Regions from separate parts of the Homo sapiens genome. Here region 2 is linked to region 1. Evidence: read pairs that join two places in POLR2A ChIA-PET (ENCODE). Cell type or tissue: endothelial cell of umbilical vein. All regions are shown on one strand. Links, peaks and the distances in the headings refer to the core of each region. The heading gives the core; the rest is flanking DNA.

Evidence for each region. ChIA-PET counts read pairs that join two places held together with the same protein. Peaks named below come from ENCODE experiments on the same cell type or tissue, not always from the same donor. Only the 100,000 strongest peaks of a DNase experiment are listed, where the experiment ranks them.
Region 2: POLR2A ChIA-PET joins it to region 1 with 5 read pairs; 2 of 35 experiments call an interaction of 5 or more read pairs at or near these places.

Annotation. Positions count from the first base shown.
Region 1 is chr1:144,547,503-144,557,091 of GRCh38, reverse strand. It overlaps RNVU1-2A (RNA, variant U1 small nuclear 2A), which reads left to right and starts at 5,149; the gene lies at 5,149-5,313. LOC105379574 (a long non-coding RNA gene) reads right to left here and starts at 4,877. Exons shown (of 2, transcript XR_001737761.2): 1 at 4,434-4,877. In endothelial cell of umbilical vein, for the core only: no CTCF peak of the experiment used is centred there; DNase peaks (open chromatin) are centred at 4,891 and 5,281; H3K4me3 peaks cover 1,115 bases; H3K27ac peaks cover 1,095 bases.
Region 2 is chr1:143,723,423-143,733,011 of GRCh38, reverse strand. It overlaps RNVU1-18 (RNA, variant U1 small nuclear 18), which reads left to right and starts at 3,442; the gene lies at 3,442-3,605. RefSeq lists enhancers at 3,126-4,062, 4,063-4,994. In endothelial cell of umbilical vein, for the core only: no CTCF peak of the experiment used is centred there; no DNase peak of the experiment used is centred there.

The DNA.
Region 1 (9,589 bases), core at 3,715-6,214:
CCAAGCTGGTCAGCTATGATAGCCCCGCTGCACTCAAGCCTGGATAACAGAGCAAGACCCTGCGCCTTATTTTTTATCTTTTTTTTTTTTTTTTTTTTTTACTACTTATGCTTATTTATTTGTTTTTGAGACAGAGTCTTGCTCTGTAGCCCAGGCTAGACTGAAGTGGTGCAATCTCAGCTCACTGCAAGCTCTGCCTCCCAGGTTGAAGCTATTTCCCTGCCTCAGCCTCCAGAGTAGCTGGGATTACAGGCGCATGCCACCACACACAGCTAATTTTTATATTTTTAGTAGAGACGGGGTTTCACCATGTTTGTCAGGCTGGTCTCAAGCTCCTGACCCCAAGTGATGCACCTGTCTTGGCCTCCCAAAGTGCTGGGATTACAGGTGTGAGCCACCTCACCCAGCCTACTTATGCTTGAAATGTGAGGTTTCATTAGGGAGAAATTTTCTGGTTGAATTTCTAACATGAAAAAAATAATAGATTTAGCAGTAGATTAAATTAATGGTCTTGATAGTTTGGTACAATAAAATAAATGGAATGAAGTTGACAGCAGAGAGGAATCTTTGATGCTTTTGAACAATTTAAATAGTGTAAGTATTGTGGGGAAAAGAAAGAGAGATCAGACTGTCACTGTGTCTATGTAGAAAGAAGGAGACATAAGAGACTCCATTTTGTTCTGTACTAAGAAAAATTCTGCCTTGAGATGCTGTTAATCTGTAACCCTACCCCCAACCGTGTGCTCCCTGAAACAAGTGCTGTGTCCACTCAAAGTTAAATGAATTAAGGGCTGTGCAGGATGTGCTTTGTTAAACAGATGCTTGAAGGCAGCATGCTTGTTAAGAGTCATCACCACTCCCTAATCTCAAGTACCCAGAGACATAATACACTGCAGAAGGCCACAGGGACCTCTGCCAAGGAAAGCCAGGTATTGTCCAAGGTTTCTCCCCATGTGATAGTCTGAAATATGGCCTCGCCGGAAGGGAAATACCTGACCGTCTCCCAGCCCGACACCCGTAAAGTGTCTGTGCTGAGGAGGATTAGTAAAAGAGGAAGGCATCTGTCTCCTGCTCATCCCTGGGCAATGGAATGTCTCGGTGTAAAACCCGATTGTATATTCCATCTATTGAGATAGGAGAAAACCCCCTTAGGGCTGGAGGTGGGACATGTGGGCAGCAATACTGCTCTTTCAGGCATTGAGATGTTTCTGTATATGCACATCAAAAGCACAGCACTTTTTTCTTTAGCTTGTTTATGATGCAGAGACATTTGTTCACATGTTTTCCTCCTGACCCTCTCTCCACTATTACCCTATTGTCCTGCCACATCCCCCTCTCCGAGAAACACCCGATAATGATCAATAAATACTAAGGGAACTCAGAGACTGGTGCCGGCGCGGGTCCTCCGTATGCTGAGCGCCGGTTCCCTGGGCTCACTTTTCTTTCTCTATACTTTGTCTCTGTGTCTCTCTCTTTTCTCAAGTCTCTCCTTCCACCCGATGAGAAACGCCCACAAGTATGGAGGGGCAGGCCACCCCTTCATCTATTTAATATGTAAACGATGAAAACGTTCATTACATTATTATTTGCTTATTTATGTATTCATTTTGAAACGGAGTCTCACTCTGTCACCTAGTCTGGAGTGCAGTGGTGCAATCTTGGCTCACTGCAACCTCCGCCTCCTGGGTTCAAGCAATTCTCCAGCCTCAGCCTCCTCAGTAGCTGGGATTACAGGCACACACCACCACGCCCGGTTAATTTTTGTATTTTTAGTAGACACGGGGTTTCACCATGTTGCTCAGGCTGGTCTCGAACTCCTGACCTCGTGATCCGCCCCCTACGGCTTCCCAAAGTGCTGGGATTACAGGCGTGAGCCACCGTACCTGGCCCATTACGTTATTTTTTTTAAAATCAATGTGACTCTTTTGACAAATTAGAATGGCTCAATAATCTTGGTTACGCTGGGCACGGTGGCTCACGCCTGTAATCCCAGCGCTTTGGGAGCCAGAGGTCAGGAGTTCGAGATCAGCCTGGCCAACATGGTGAAACCCTGTCTCTACTAAAAATACAAAAATTAGCCGGGCATGGTGGCGGGCTCCTGTAATCCCAGCTACTCAGGAGGCTGAGGCAGAAGAATTGCTTGAACCTGGGAGGCAGAGGTTGTAGTGAGCCAAGACCGCGCCACTGCACTCCAGCCTGGGCGACAGAGTGAGACTCTGTCTGAAGGAAAAAAAAAAAAGAGAGAGAGAGAGAAATTTGGTTTTAGAACAAGACAAATTAAATGGGAGACTTACTTGCAATGAGACCTAGAAATTTCCAAATTTCTAAATTTCTAAAATTTCTAAAAGAACTGAGAAAATTGCGCCGGGCGCGGTGGCTCAGGCCTGTAATCCCAGCACTTTGGGAGACCGAGGCGGGCGGATCATGAGGTCAAGAGATGGCGATCATCCTGGCCAACATGGTGAAACCCCGTCTCAACTAAAAATACAAAAAATTAGCCGGGCTTGATGGCGGGCTCCTGTAGTCCCAGCTCTCGGGAGCCTGAGGCAGGAAAATTGCTTGAATCCGGGAGGCGGAGGTTGCAGTGAGCCGAGAGCACACCACTGCACTCCCGCCTGCCAATAGAGCCAGACTCCATCTCAAAAAAAAAAAAAAAAAAAAAAAAAAGAACTAAGAAAATTGCCTCCATTGAGGAAGTAAGCTTAAGGAGGTAAACTGACACGTTTTCTGAATTGAGAAATATTGAGGAGGCTTTGTCTCTTTCGCCTCCAACTGCTCCTTCTCCTCCTGCCCCTGCACCTGCATAGTCTTTCTTACCTGAGCCTTCCTGTCCTGCCTTGCCTCTTCTTCCATCACCATCACCTGAGGAAAGTCCCCAGGGCTCTGGCCCCTTCCCTGAAACTTCTGTTCTGACAGCCCCTTTCAAGGTAAAACCCAAACCCACAGGAAGAGGGGAGCCTACCATTGTGTACACCGCTTCACCAAAATGTGAATTAAGAATATTATAGCCGGGCGCGGTGGCTCACGCCTGTAATCCTAGCACTTTGGGAGGCGGAGGCGGGCGGATCACAAGATCAGGGGATGGAGACCATCCTGGCTAACACGGTGAAACCCCATCTCTACTAGAAATACAAAAAATTAGCGGGGCGTGGTGGCGGGCGCCTGTAGTCCCAGCTACTCAGGAGGCTGAGGCAGGAGAATGGCGTTAACCCGGGAGGCGGAGCTTGCAGAGAGCCGAGATCGCGCGACTGCACTCCAGCCTGGGCAACAGAGCAACACTTCATCTCAAAAAAAATAAATAAATAAAAATAAATAAAAAAAAATAAAGGACTTCCCTGATCTAAAGTTAAACACATTTCGTTCTTCTGTTTCTAAAGCAGGCTCCAAGATCCTATAGGCTTTGGCAGAAAATTCGACTTAACTGTCGAAACCTTTGAGCCCAAATATTCTGGCCTTTATCAATTAATTCACATTCTGGTGAAGAAGGCAAGGCCACTAACTGGTTGCAAAAGGCAAATTGGAAGGATTTTCAAGCAGAACATGAAAGGTTCACATTTTAGCCAAATATGTGCATGTTGCCATTCCCCAGGTCCTTCCTAAAAATATAGATTGGAGGATAATTCAGCAATGTACTAAAAAGCCAGACAAATCTGCCTTTGCTTACTTAAAATGGTTTGAGAGCCAGGCGTGGTAGCTCATGCCTGTAATCCCAGCACTTTGGGAGGCTGAAGCGGGTCGATCCCTTGAGGTCAGGAGTTCGAGACCAGCCTGCCAACCTGGTGAAACCCTGTCTCTACTAAAAACACAAAAATTAGCCAGGTGGCTACTCAGGAGGCTGAAGCAAAAGAATCGTTTGAACCCGGGAAGTGGAGGCTACAGTGAGCTGAGATCCTGCCACTGCAATACAGCCTGGGTGACAGAGCGGGACTCTGTCTCAAAAAGAAAAAAATTAGCAGGGTAGTAGAAATATAATGCACACGAGAATGATAATCATGAAGACAATCTGTATTCCAGAATAGTAAGGGAACCTATTCCATTAGGGAGCCAACTGAAAATATAAAATCGCAGTTCACACCCCAGGGTGTGGTGTCACATGCCTGTAGTCCCAGCTACTCGGGAGGATTGGTAAGGAAGTTTGCTTGAATTCATGAGGTCAAGGCAGAAGTAACCCTGATCGTGCCACTGCACTCCAGCCTGGGGGACAGTGAGACCTTGTCTCAAAAACAAACTAAAAAACAAACAAAAACCCCCACAAAACCAGACAACAACAACAAATTGTCTCCTCACTCTGAACTGACAGCGGCAAACAACACTTTGCTATTGGAAAATTGAAAGAAAAACACTCCCTCTTGCTGTCAACCTGCCTTCTTGCCCTAACATTTCTGACCCATGGTTTAAAATGCCCAAAAGCTGATGTACTCAATTTCACTTACCTGTTCTGCACCAGCATTTATTTTTGTGTGGAGGAGATCACCATGCATGGTCCTATAAATGTCTAATGGCATGGAATCATGAAGGGCCGTGTCTTTTAGGATATTTGGATATTTATACACATATACATATATATATATATATCTGAAGAAACCCAACATTACATATATATATGTAAGCGGAATGCTTCATCACAAGGGTAAGGACGTGAAAAAAAAGTTTCTTTTGTCATCCTAAACGTTCTCGTCTGCGAATTAAAGGCCATTATTTGAAGAAGGGTGCCCAGGCTCCAGCTGGTCGCCGAAAGGTTGCTCCGCAATAGAAGCTAAGGACCAGCTTCTTTGGGAGAGAACAGACAAGGGAGCGGGAGAGAAAAAAGGGAGAGACAGACGTCACTTCCCTTTGCCGGCTCAGCAGCGGGTTGGTCGGCTGAGTTGGCGGAGGTTGGGGTGGAAGAGCAGACGGGGACTGGGAAAGGCACTGTCGGTGACATCACGGATAGGGCGACTTCTATGTAGATGAGGCAGCGCAGAGGCTGCGCTTCGCCACATGCTGCTTCGCCACGAAGGAGTTCCCGTGCCGTGGGAGCGGGTTCAGGACCGCTGGTCGGACCTGAGAGTCCCAGCTGTGTGTCAGGGCTAGGAGGGCTCGCGGGTGCGCGGGGAAGTGACCGTGCGTGTAAAGGGTGAGGCGTACGGGGCGGAGGTGCAGGAGCTCATATTTACTTGGCAGGGGAGATAACGTGACCACGAAGGTGGTTTTCCCAGGGCTGAGGCTTATTCATTGTACTCCGGATGTGCTGACCCCTGCGATTTCCCCAAATGTGGGAAACTCGACTGCATAATTTGTGGTAGTGGGGGGCTGTGTCCGTGCTTTTCCCTGATTTCTTTTTTTCTGGTTTCAAAAATAGACCGTACGCTCCTTGTTACTGCTTTCTTTCATTGGTTTGTGTTTTTTGTGGTGCCCTTAAGTGTTACTGTTACAGTCAGAAGCCTGCAAAATAGGAAGTGGCATGTCGCTGTCTTTCTCGCTGGAGAAGTAAGGAGTGTCAGCCGGTTTATCCTAGGCTAACCAGCGCGAAGACTGCATAGCTCTTCCCTTTGAACATAAGGCTGCTTATTGCAGAAATTGATCCACGGTCTCCAGCGTCTTGGGTTCTCACGCTCTGTGAAGATTTTCGTGTTTTTCTCTAGCTTCCAGAGTCCCCTTTTACACAGCGTCTGCTTCTAACCGCAGCCCCCTCAGGAGTTTGTAGGATTTCTGTGCTAGCGGGGAATGTGTTCTCACCTCACAGAGCCAGGTACAAACTACGCAGACGGGGGCTGTTCTTTGGGATGAAAGCAGGGCCTTTGGGGCTCTTAGTGTCCCCGTTCGTTTGCAGACATAACACGCTTACTTTGTGGAGTGGAACGGCTCTCCCGGAGCCCAGGTGCCCTAACGCAATTCATCGAGGCCCGTAGGTCAGAACCGCAGTCTCACCTGTCTTGGCCGAAATGCGCTGCGGTCCTCCCTGAAACATAAGGCGGGAAGTTTTATGAGGAGACGGGTCCAGTTTCCCTACTATCTCCTGCCGTTTACATATCTAGTCTATCTTCAGACTTTATTTAAGCGACAGCTTCTTGTTTGATGTCTCGCTTCTACATCCTACATCCACTGCCAGGCAGCTTTCTAGATAGCACCCCGACCCATCCTTCCCACCCCCAAGCAGCCCTTTCCTATTTCTGGCGCCAGTGTCCTCCCCCCTTCCTCTTTCTTCAAGACCCCCCTTATCACCTTCATGGACAGAAAATACTTAGCTCTCTCCGAACCTGCAGTTTGCACCTGACACGCGTCAGTACCCTGGAAAATTCCTTAATACCCCTTCTCAAATGGCACTGTAAATTCATCTCTTTTTAACTCCCAGAAGTATCTAATTGGTTTTGTCCCCGCACTACATGAATAGTAGTATTTCAGTACAGAAGAAAACCCCAGGCCTAGCGATGGCCGTTCTGGGCATTTTGCCAGCCTCTCCCAGGGTGCGTTTTCTGACCTCACCTACTTCTGATCAGCTGAGGTCAGGAGTTCGAGACCAGCCTGACCAACATTGCGAAACCCCGTCTGTACTAAAAATACCAAAAAAAAAAAAAAAAAAAAAAAATGCCCAGCGTGGTGGTGTATGTCAGCAAGGCTGTAATCCAAACTACTCAGGAGGCTGAGGCAGGAGAATCTCTTGAACCCAGGAGGCAGAGATTGCAGTGAGCTGAGATCCTGCCACTGCATGCAATACAGCCTGGGCAACAGAGTGAGGCTCTGTCTCAAAAAAAAAAAAAAAAAAGAAAAGAAAAGAAAAAAGAAAAAAAAATTAGCAGGTTAGTAGAAATATAATGCACACGAGAATGGCAACCATGAAGACAATCTGTATTCCAGAATAGTAAGGGAACCTATTCCATTAGGGAGCCAACTGAAAATATAAAATCCCAGTTCACACCCCAGGGTGTGGTGTCACGTGCCTGTAGTCCCAGCTACTCAGGAGGATTAGTAAGGAGGTTTGCTTGAATTCATGAGGTCAAGGCAAAAGTAACCCTGATCGTGCCACTGCACTCCAGCCTGGGGGACAGTGAGACCTTGTCTCAAAAACGAACAAAAAACCCCACAAAACCAAACAACAACAAAAATTTGTCACCTCACTCTGAAATGACAGTGGCAAACATCACTTTGCTATTGGAAAACTGAAAGAGAAACACTCCCTCTTGCTATCAACCTGCCCTCTTGCTCCAACGTGTGTGACCAATGGTTTAAAATGCCCAAAAGCTGATGTACTCAATTTATAGTACACTTACCTGTTCTGCACCAGCATTTATTTTTGTGTGGAGGAGATCACCATGCATGGTCCTATAAATGTCTAATGGCATGGAATGATGAAGGGCAGTGTCTTTAAGATATTTGGAGATATATATATATATATACACATATATACACACACACATATATATAAATATATATATATACACACATATATCTGAAGAAACCCAACATTGGGCGAGTTCCCTCTAACTTTTCTTTTTTTTTTTTTTTTTTTAATTTTTTTTTTTTTTTATTATACTCTAAGTTTTAGGGTACATGTGCACATTGTGCAGGTTAGTTACATATGTATACATGTGCCATGCTGGTGCGCTGCACCCACTAACGTGTCATCTAGCATTAGGTATATCTCCCAATGCTATCCCTCCCCCCTCCCCCGACCCCACCACAGTCCCCAGAGTGTGATATTCCCCTTCCTGTGTCCAAGTGATCTCATTGTTCAATTCCCACCTATGAGTGAGAATATGCGGTGTTTGGTTTTTTGTTCTTGCGATAGTTTACTGAGAATGATGGTTTCCAATTTCATCCATGTCCCTACAAAGGACATGAACTCATCATTTTTTATGGCTGCATAGTATTCCATGGTGTATATGTGCCACATTTTCTTAATCCAGTCTATCATTGTTGGACATTTGGGTTGGTTCCAAGCTACCAATGCCTATGCCTTTCTTCACAGAATTGGAAAAAACTACTTTAAAGTTCATATGGAACCAAAAAAGAGCCCACATCGCCAAGTCAATCCTAAGCCAAAAGAACAAAGCTGGAGGCATCACACTACCTGACTTCAAACTATACTACAAGGCTACAGTAACCAAAACAGCATGGTACTGGTACCAAAACAGAGATATAGATCAATGGAACAGAACAGAGCCCTCAGAAATAATGCCACATATCTACAACTATCTGATCTTTCACAAACCTGAGAAAAACAAGCAATGGGGAAAGGATTCCCTATTTAATAAATGGTGCTGGGAAAACTGGCTAGCCATATGAAGAAAGCTGAAACTGGATCCCTTCCTTACACCTTATACAAAACTCAATTCAAGATGGATTACAGATTTAAACGTTAGGCCCTCTAACTTTTCACTAGGCATGACCACTGCTCTATTTTAGATAGAGATTCAGTGGGGCAAAACCTGAGAATTATCTGCCCGGCTATCAAGAAGATAGCTCCTTGCATTTTTGCGGGGAGAGCACTTTTGCTTCAAGGGAGTGTTTCTTCCTAGGATTATAAATCTTTCTGTAACCTCAGGAAACACTGCTGATGAAAACCAGGCATGGTGGCTCTGGCCTGTAATCCCAGTGACTCGGGGGCTGAGGCAGGAGGATCACTTAAGCCCAGGAGTTGAAGGCTGCAGTGAGCTATGATGGCACCACTGCACTCCAGCCTGGGACACAGAGACAGACGCTGTCTCTGAAAGAAAAAGAAAAAAGAAAGAAAAACATTGCTGATGAAACTGCGGCCTCTTTTGCAGCTCAATAAAAAGCTATTTATTCACTGGCTAAGGTTGTACTAGGTAATCACATCACTTTAGATGATATATTTAGCTGAGCAGGGAGATGTATGTGTGGTGGCAAATACCTTTTGTTGCATATACATAAATGTTTCCCATGCAGTAGAACCTTCTCTAGAAAAAAAATTAGAAAGGAAGCCACTTGGCTACAATAAATCACTAAAGAAGAAATGGTATTTGATGTTTTCCCTGATGTTTTCAGTTGGCTGCCTAATGGAATAGGTTCCCTTACTGTTTCGGGATATAGATTCTCTTTGTGATTATCATTCTTGTGTGCATTATATCTCCACTAGTCAAATTATTAATGTTATGTATTTCTCATTGTTTTCATGGTACTCTGAAGACTAGAGATGATTCAACAAGTGACAGCAACTATAGAATTGGCCGAGATCTCTCTGTCTCCCCCCCCGCCCCCAATTCTGTGATGCCAATTCAGCTTCTGGGCACTGTTAAAAATTCCTTAGTGAGAGGGCTCCTTTCCTCCCCTGCCCCCAGTGTGGGACAGGACTATCTGGGAATGAGCCTTTCTGGCAAGGAGAGATACAGCTTTTGATCAACAATGCTTTCAAGAAAGACTTTTTATCTGGCCGGGCGCGGTGGCTCACGCCTGTAATCCCAGCACTTTGGGAGGCAGAGGCGGGCGGATCATGAGGTCAGGAGATCGAGACCATCCTGGCTAACACAGTGAAACCCCGCCTCTACTAAAAATACAAAAAATTAGCCGGGCGTCGTGGCGGGCGCCTGTAGTCCCAGCTACTCGGGAGGCTGAGGCAGGAGAATGGCGTGAACCCGGGAGGCGGAGC
Region 2 (9,589 bases), core at 2,468-4,967, 820 kb after region 1:
AAAACACAAGTAACAGTGGCTGACTCCCTGCCATAGCAAGCTCAGAATAAATAGCTTTTGCTTTTTTTCATTTGGTTGGTCTTCGTTTATTTGCAGAAGCTTCAATTTAGAGTTGACAAGGACTCCATCTTTGACCAAACCTTAGTAGTTTCCTCTGAGCCCTTTTCTCTATTAGTTCTTGGCCTGCTAAGTCCAGTTTTAGAAAAGAATACTGTTGAGTCTAGTTTAGCAAGAGTCCTCCCAACCACCTTTGATAGCTAATCAAGTTCCTCTTAGTAATTTTCCATCCACTGACTTTCTTATCTTGCCAATTGGCTATAATCTTCAACTCTTCCTGCTGTATTTGAGGTTGAGCTCGGTTCTCTGCTGGTCTCTCTTGCCTACTGTAGTACATACAATAAAATCCACCTCATGCTTTTAACAAGTGTCAGGGTAGTCCCTCAGAAACTACCTTTGCAAAATTATGACAATCAGAGAAATCTGACATGGCTGACTCCATCTTGGTTCTAGCCTCACAGGCTAGCTGTCTTTGCTCGTTCCTGTGCAATTTCTCCCAAGCTATCTTTGGGAAAAATTGAGTTTATAGTTTAAATCAGGGGTCCCCAACCCCCAGGGCCACAAGACAGGTACTGGTCCATGGCCTGTTAGGAACCCAGCTGAACAGCAGGAGGTGAGCTGCAGGCTTTGGAGCATTACCACCTGAGCTCCGCCTCTTGTCAGATCAGCATCGGCATTAGATTCTCATAGGAGCTCGGACCCTATTGGGAACTGCACATGTGAGGGATCCAGATTGCGCACTCCTTATGAGACTGTAACTAATGCCTGATGACCTGAGGTGGAACAGTTTCATCCAGAAACCATCCACCACCCCCTTCCATGGAAAAATTGTCTTCCGTGAAACCAGTCCCAGGTGCCAAAAAGGTTGGGGACAGCCAAAAATGTTGGTTAAAATGATAACCTTCCCCAAAACTAAATTACCCCATAAAACTAATGAAAGGCCACCAAGTTAGGAGGATGAAAGGGGCCTGAATTCTACTAAGATGTATGCCTCGTTAAATAATTACCAGCCATTATTCCAGAGGTCACAAGATTTGCAGCTTCCCCAATTACTGCTGTGAAGAACATCACTATTGTAGAACCTAAGATTGGCCTCTTGAGATGTCTTTTCAGGCTTTTGCATTTCTGACTACTGGATGGCACCATTTGGCCCAAAAATCAACCAGTCCCTTAGCTCCCACCCAGAAGCTGACTCAATGCAGGAGGGCATTTTCCACACCCCTGTGATTTCATCCCCAACAATCAGCACCGCCCAAACCCTAGCCCCCTCCCCACCAAACTGTCTTTGAAAACCCTTTACCTCCAAGTCTTCAGTGAGATCGATTTGAGTAATAACTCTGTCCCCCACATGTCGTGGCTGGCCTGTGTCAATTAAACTCTTTACCTCAATGCCATGGTCTCCATGAATTGATTTTGTATGTACAGTGGGCAGGAAGAACCCATCAGGCGGTTACATCTGCAGGATGGTGCCAGTTCTTTCCACAAAGGCTGGTCAGATACCCAGAAAGTATTTCTCCACTACTACCTGGACAATGTGTCTCCCTGTCAGTATCCAGGGAATGGGGCCTGGCTCAAATATTTAGTATTCAGCAGTTATTACTACACTGTCACCTAATCTCTCATTTTCAATATTTTGCCATGCCTTCCAGTGGCCTAACTGGCCACCATGCCACAGAATCTTTACTTTATGGTCTCCAAGGAGAACTCTCCACTCGATGTTTTGTGATTTGAGCAATGGAATAGAATCTGATACTGGTGGCCTGGGGAAAGTCCCCGGACACTAGTGGGATCTCGACCCCAGCTGTGGTGTCCAGGCTCTTGACACCATCTCAAGAACAAAGTCAAGGATGAGTCAGCAAACAGTGAAAGAAGAGATTTATTGCAAAGCAAAAAGTACACACTCAAGAAAGGGGAGTTCGGGCATACCCGACAGAGAACAATGGGTTCTGGGGTTTCATCTTGATTGGTTTCTCTAACCAAGGAGTGGAATAGTCATGAAAATTCCTGGGTAAAGGTGGAGATTTCTCGGAACTGTGGTGCCATCCATTTTTACATCACATATTGGTCTCAGAACTGTCATGGCACTGGTGGGTGTGTGATTTAGTATGTTAATGAGCATATAATGAGGGCCTCGGTAAAACCTACATCAAATCCAGCACCACATTGGGTCCAGTCAGTCTTAGCCAGCTTGGTCCACACCCTGGTTTTTCAGCGTCTTATCAGCCCATAGCCTCAAGTCATGTAAATCTGCTGCCTAGAATTTGTTACCCTGCGGCCACCCTGTATTATTCCTGCCTCAAATCTACTTGTAAATATTCAAATGGTCTTTGACTTGGGAATTCCAACTTTACTTACTTCACAGTGTTTCCTGCGTTATAATCCAATGTAAGAAAAGATGATCCAGACATTTGTTAAACATCTCAAATAAGATGTATCCCAGGTATTTGTGTCAAATTTGGATTATTTTGGTTTTGTCTTTGCAGAATATAAAAAACTAACGTGAGGTAAACACTAAGGTCTGGAGATGGCTGTGCAAGAGATGACAAAGTCCAACACCACGCTGGAGAGTGTCCAATCATCTCTTCTGGGGCAGCATATTTTTCTACAATACTGAAGTTGGAAAACAACAGCAACAACAACAACATCAAAAGCAAACAAATAAACAAACAAAAACCTACAAGATTCATGAAACTGGACAACTGTCTTTATAACATTACCAGTGATAAAACCAGTAAGGAAGGCTGGTTTGCAGTCATCTGAGAAGCCTCTTTCATTTCATAAATATGGTTTCTCTCTGACATTGAACGGCTTCCAATTTCAAGCGGAATGCTACATGACAAGGATAAGGATGTGAAGAGAACCGGTTTCTTTTGTAATCCTAAACGTTCTCGTCTGAGAATTAAAAGCCATTATTTGAAGAACGGTGCCCAGGCTCCAGCTGGCCACTGAAAGGTTGCTCCGCAGCGCAGGCTAAGGACCAGCTTCTTCGGGCGAGAACAGATGCCGGGGCGGGAGGGAAAAAAGGGAGAGACAGACGTCACTTCCCCCTGCCGGCTCCGGCAGCGGGTTGGTAGGCTGAGCGGCAGAAAGGCAGACGGGGACTGGGAAAGGCACTGTCGGTGACATCACGGATAGGGCGACTTCTATGTAGATGAGGCAGCGCAGGGGCTGCTGCTTCCCCACCTGCTGCTGCGCCACGAAGGATTTCCCGTGCCGTGGGAGCGGGTTCAGGACCGCTGGTCGGACCTGAGAGTCCCAGCTGTGTGTCAGGGCTAGGAGGGCTGGGGGTGGGGGGGGGGGGGGGGGGGGCTGCGCGGGGCAAGTGACCGTGCGTGTAAAGGGTGAAGCGTGTGAGGCTGTGGCGGGGCGGAGGTGCAAGATCTCATACTTACCTGGCAGGGGAGATACCATGATCACGAAGGTGGTTTTCCCAGGGCGAGGCTTATCCATTGCACTCCGGATGTGCTGACCCCTGCGATTTCCCCAAATGTGGGAAACTCGACTGCATAATTTGTGGTAGTGGGGGACTGCGTTCGCGCTTTCCCCTGATTTTTTGTAGTTTAAAGAATAGTCTACACAGCAAGGGTTACTTGTTTTTTTTACTGGCTTGTGTTTTAGTCTTAATCGTTACTCTCACAGTCGAAGGCTGAGAAATAGTAGTAATATGTCGCTTTCTCCCCGCCCCGGGAGAAATAAGAATCGTCGACCTTTACACAAGCTAGCTAGCGCGAAGGCCGCACAGCTCTTCCTTTATCTAGGCGGGGCTGCTTTTTGCAGAGATTTGTCTGCCCATGGTCTGCAGTCTCTTGGGTTCTCAGGGTCTGTGAAAATCTACGTGTTTTTCCCTAGCCCCCAGTCACATTTCACACAGCCTCTGCTTCTAGCTGCAGCCCCCTCAGGAGTCTGTAGGATTTCTGTGCTAGCGGGGAATGTGTTCTCACCTCATAGAGCCGGCTACAAACTACGCAGGCGGGGGCTGTTCTTTGGGATGAAAGCAGGGCCTTTAGGGCTCTTAGCGCGTCCCCGTTGGGTTGTAGACATAACACGCTTACTTTGCGGAGTGGAACGGCTCTCCCGGAGCCCAGGTGTCCTAACGCAATTCATCGAGGCCCGCAGGTCAAAACCGCAGTCTCACCTGTCTTGGCCGAAATGCGCTGCGATCCTCCCTGAAATATAAGGCGGGAAGTTTTATGAGGAGACGGGTCCAGTTTCCCTACTATCTCCTGCCGTTTACATATCTAGTCTTTCTTCAGACTTTATTTAAGCGACAGCTTCTTGTTTGATGTCTCGCTTCCGCATCCCACAGCCATTGCCAGGCAGCTTTCTAGATAGCACCCCGACCCATCCTTCCCACCCCCAAGCAGCCCTTTCCTATTTCTGGCGCCAGTGTCCTCCCCCCTTCCTCTTTCTTCAGGCCCTCGCTTATCACCTTCATGGACAGAAAATACTTAGCTCTCTCTCAACCTGCAGTTTGCACCTGACACGCGTCAGTACCCTGGCAAATTCCTTAATACCCCTTCTCAAATGACACTGTAAATTCATCTTTTTTTTTTTTTTTTTTTTTTTTGACGGAGTCTCGCTCTGTCGCTCAGGCTGGAGTGCAGTGGCACGATCTCGACTCTCTGCAAGCTCAGTCTCCCGGGTTCACGCCATTCTCCTGCCTCAGCCTCCTACCAGTAGCTGGGACTACAGGCGCCGGCCACCACGCCCGGCTAATTTTTTGTATTTTTAGTAGAGACGGGGTTTCACCGCGTTAGCCAGGATGGTCTCGATCTCCTGACCTCGTGAACCCTCCCAAAGTGCTGGGGTTACAGGCGTGAGACACCGCGCCCGGCAAATTAATCTCTTTTTAACTCCCAGAAGTATCTAATTGGTTTTGTCCCTGCACTACATGAATACTACAGAAGAAAACCCCAGGCCTAGCGATGGCGGATCTGGGCATTGTGCCAGCCTCTCCCAGGGTATGTTTTCTGACCTCACCTACTTCTGATCAACTGAGGTCAGGAGTTCGAGACCAGCCTGACCAACATGGCGAAACTCTGTCTCTGTTAAAAATACAAAACAAAACAAAACAAAACAAAAAAAATAGCCAGACGTGGTGGTGTGCGTCTGTAGTCCCAACTACTTGGGAGGCTGAGGCAGGAGAATCGCTTGAACCCGGGAGGCGGAGGTTGCCGTGAGCCGAGATCGTGCCGTTGCACCCCAGCCTGGGCGACAGAGGGAGACTCTCTCTCAAAAACAAAAAATAAAAAACAAAAACAAAACAGACAAAAAACAAAAAAACTAGTCCATCTGAGACATATTATTGGAGACAGTAGAATCCTGTATCCAACAGGCACTTGGTGCGTATCTGAACCCACTGAGCTATTGGCTCATGTTCCCTCTGTTCTATTAAGTATCATGAGCAGAAATTGAGCTCTTTGGCTTTTACCCACTAAGTATGGCTATAGGACAGGTCTCTCTCTCTCTCTCTCTCTGTCTCTCTCTCATTATTGCATCATTATTTTTTGCCATCAGTGTGAGTTTTTGGTTTTGATGTTATGAAGTGAATTTCTGGGGACAATCTCTGTTGGGTTGTGTTGATAAGGATCTACTCCCTGTTTGGACAGCTAATCTGGTCTGTGAGTCTTTTTTATTGCCTATTTATTGTCCTGAGAATAATGGTATTTCTTGATATTTGAGACTGCAGCAATAATAAGCTGTTCATATCTTGTCTTTCCAATATTTGGTAAAAGTTTTATGGGCCCAATAGTTGTCAAAATCTGCAAGAGTGGCATCTCTGTTACAAGGGTGATCTTACTACTCCACATCCCCCCTCCCATTCAACTTCATTCCATAGGAGCTCTTGGCTTTAACAAATTTACTATATCTAAAAGACATCTTAGTACAAGAAGAAAACTAAATCTGTAGCATGTAAGGAGCAGTTTTCTTTGATTGGTATATTCAGGTTTCTAACCAGCTGAAAAATTCAAATACACGTCCTTTAAGGATTAAGTTTAAACCACACTACAGAAAGGAGAGAAAAGATTTATATGATCACATATAAGCAATGGAATCAGCAATATGAGCACTTTTCACAACTATACAAATCAAATTTAATAATCTCCAGAACATTAAGGAAGTTCAGCCCTTAATGAAAATGAATGAAAAGAAATTATTCACCCATTGTTATATGCCCTGGAAAGAGAATGTCCTGCCGGACTCAAAAGGGTATCACAATATTACTCAGATTTTTCAGCAATGAAGGCCCTCCAAGGATCTAATGATGTTAATATTTTCAGTTTATTTCCTTCACTGATAAACATTGTTAATAGATACCATTGTCTCTGTTTTCACCTTAAGTGATGTTACTTAGCAAAATTTGTTTCTTTAGAATGCCCCCTAGTTTGGTGGAAGGAATTTTCCTGCTTTATGAATGTAGGGTATTTTCTCATGAAACAAATTGGCATACTCTTTCAGTGAAGTGAATAGATAAATTAGGTCTCTAAAATTTTAAAGGAGTCACTGCCCCAATTATCTTAGGAACAATAATAATCACTTACATAAGATTAAAATAAGAAAATTAAGCCAGGTATGGTGGCTCATGGCTGCAATCCCAGCACTTTAGGAGGCTGAGGAGGGAGAATCAATTGAGGTTAGGAGTTGAAGACCAGCCTGGGCAACATAGTGAAACCCCTGTCTCTACAAATTTTTAAGTATTAGCTAATTTTTTTAAAGTTGGCTGGGCATGATAATGCATGACTGTAATCTCAGCTACTAGGGAGACTGAGGCAGGCTGCAGTGAACTATTATTGCACCACTGCCCTGCAGCCTGGGTGAAAGAGTAAGACGCCCAACTCAAAAAAAAAAAAAAAAAAAAAAAAAAAAAGAAAAGAAAAAGAAAGAAAATTAAGAATTTGTTGAAAATTGTTTTACTACAATGCTAGGCTGCATGTCTTGCACCTGTACTCCCAGCAACTCAACAGGCTGAGGCAGAAGGATTGCTTTAGGCCAGCAGTTGGAGACCAGCCTGGGCAACAGGGCAAGACCCCATCTCTAAAAAAATGCAAGGCAAGCTGAACCAGGAGGATTGCCTGAGCCCAGAAGTTCCAAGTTGGTCTGCTATGATTGTCCTGCTGCACTCTAGCCTGGATAACAGAGCAAGACACTGTGCCTTATTTTTTATTTCATTTTACTTTTTTACTACTTATGATTATTTATTTATTTATTTTTGAGGCAGAGTCTTGCTCTGTAGCCCAGGCTAGAGTGCAGTAGTGCGATCTTAGCTCACTGCAAGCTCCGCCTCCCAGGTTGAAGCTATTTCCCTGCCTCAGCCTCTAGAGTAGCTGGGATTACAGGCGCATGCCACCATGCCCAGCTAATTTTTATAGCTTTAGTAGAGACAGGGTTTCACCATTTTTCCCAGGCTGGTCTCAAACTCCTGACCTCAAGTTATGCACCTGTCAGCATCCCAAAGTACTGGGATTACAGGTGTGAGCCACCTCGCCCAGCCTACTTAGGATGCTTGAAATGTGAGGTTTCATTAGGGAAAAATTTTCTTGTGGAATTTCTAACATGAAAAAATAATAGATTTAGCTGTAGATTAAATTAATGGTCTTGATAGTTTGGTACAATAAAATAAATGAAATGAAGTTGATAGAGAGGAATCTTTGATGCTTTTGAACAATTTAAATAATGTAAATATTTAATATATAAAGACATGAAAAAATTCATTATGTTATTATTTTTTTAATTTATTTTATTTTATTTTATTTTTGAGATGGACTCTCACTCTGTTGCCTAGGCTGAAGTGCAGTGGTGCAATTTCAGCTCACTGCAACCTCTGCCTCCCGGGTTCAAGTGATTCTCCTGCCTCAGCCTCCTGAGTAGCTGGGATTACAGGCACACACTACCACACCTGGCTAATTTTTGTATTTTTAGTAGACACGGGGTTTCACCATGTTGGTCCGGCTGGTCTCAAACTCCTGACCTTGTGATCTGCCCTCTACGGCTTCCCAAAGTGCTGGGATTACAGGCGTGAGCCACTGCACCCAGCCCATTACATTATTTTTCAAAAATCAGTGTGACTCTTTTGACAAATTAGAATGGTTTAATGATCTTAGTTAGGCTGGGCGCAGTGGCTCATGCCTGTAATCCCAGCACTTTGGGAGCCCAAGGTCAGGAGTTCGAGACCAGCCTGGCCAACATGGTGAAACCCTGTCTCTACTAAAAATACAAAAATTAGCCAGGCATGGTTGTGGGCTCCTGTAATCCCAGTTACTCAGAAGGCTGAGTCAGGAGAATTGCTTGAACCAGGGAGGCAGAAGTTGCAGTGAGCCAAGATCATGCCACTGCACTCCAGCCTGGGTGACAGAGTGAGACTCTGTCTCAAAAATATATATATATATATAAAATTAAAATTATGTGTTCAAGTAAATTAAATACATAGCAATGAAAAGGAGGCTTAGCATGACTAACTGCATTTTGCTCCTAACCCTTCCTGCCCTGTGGTGATATCTTTCAGGCCAACTGCTTTTCCTTATTTCTGCAGATAGGCCCCTCCCGAGCTATCTATGGGAGGGATTTAGCTTACAGTTTAACTTTAAAACACAGATGATCATAATCCCTTCCCCAAACTGACTCCTGAAAAGATAAAGAGGTTGTATGCACAAGTAACAGTGTTATGTTGAAGATTTATAAGAGCATTGTGACCTGACAAAAGACAAAGAATTTTCACCATCCCCTTTGGCTCTCACTGCAGCCCATAAGTCTGTCATTGTCAGACCTCTTCACCTCAACCACCTCCTTCTTCCTCCCTTCCCTAACGTACAAGGAGCCTGAAAATCATATTAATTTAAGATGGTTCTTTAGAATATTTGTTCACCATCTCTTCAGTTTGGTGGCTCTCTGGAATAAAGTCACCTTCCCTGCCCCTACACCTTGTCCCTGGACTTACTGGCTGTCATGCAGCAAGCAGTGAGTGCAGTGTGCAGTGAGCTGAGATCACACTACTGCACTCCAGTCTGGGTGACATAGTGAGACCATGTCTCAAAAAAAAAAAAAAAAAAAAAAAAGGGAGAGAAATTTGGTTTTACAACCAGACAAATTAAATGGGAGACTTACTTCCAATGAGACCTAGAAATTTCTAAATTTCTAAATTTCTAAATTTCTAAAAGAACTGAGAAAATTGCCTCCATTGAGGAAATAAGCTGAAGGAGGTAAACTGACATTTTCTGAATTGAGAAATATTGAGGAGGCTTTGTCTCTTTCGCCTCCAACTGCTCCTTTTCCTCCTGCCCCTGCACCTGCATAGTCTTTCTTACCTGAGCCTTCCTGTCCTGCCTTGCCTCTTCTTCCATTACCATCACCTGAGGAAAGTCCCCAGAGCTCTGGCCCCTTCCCTGAAACTTCTGTTCTGACAGCCCCTTTCAAGGTAAAACCCAAACCCACAGGAAGAGGGGAGCCTACCATTGTGTATACCGCTTCACCAAAACGTGAATTAAGATTATAAAGGACTTCCCTGATCTAAATTTAAATACATTTCGCTCTTCTG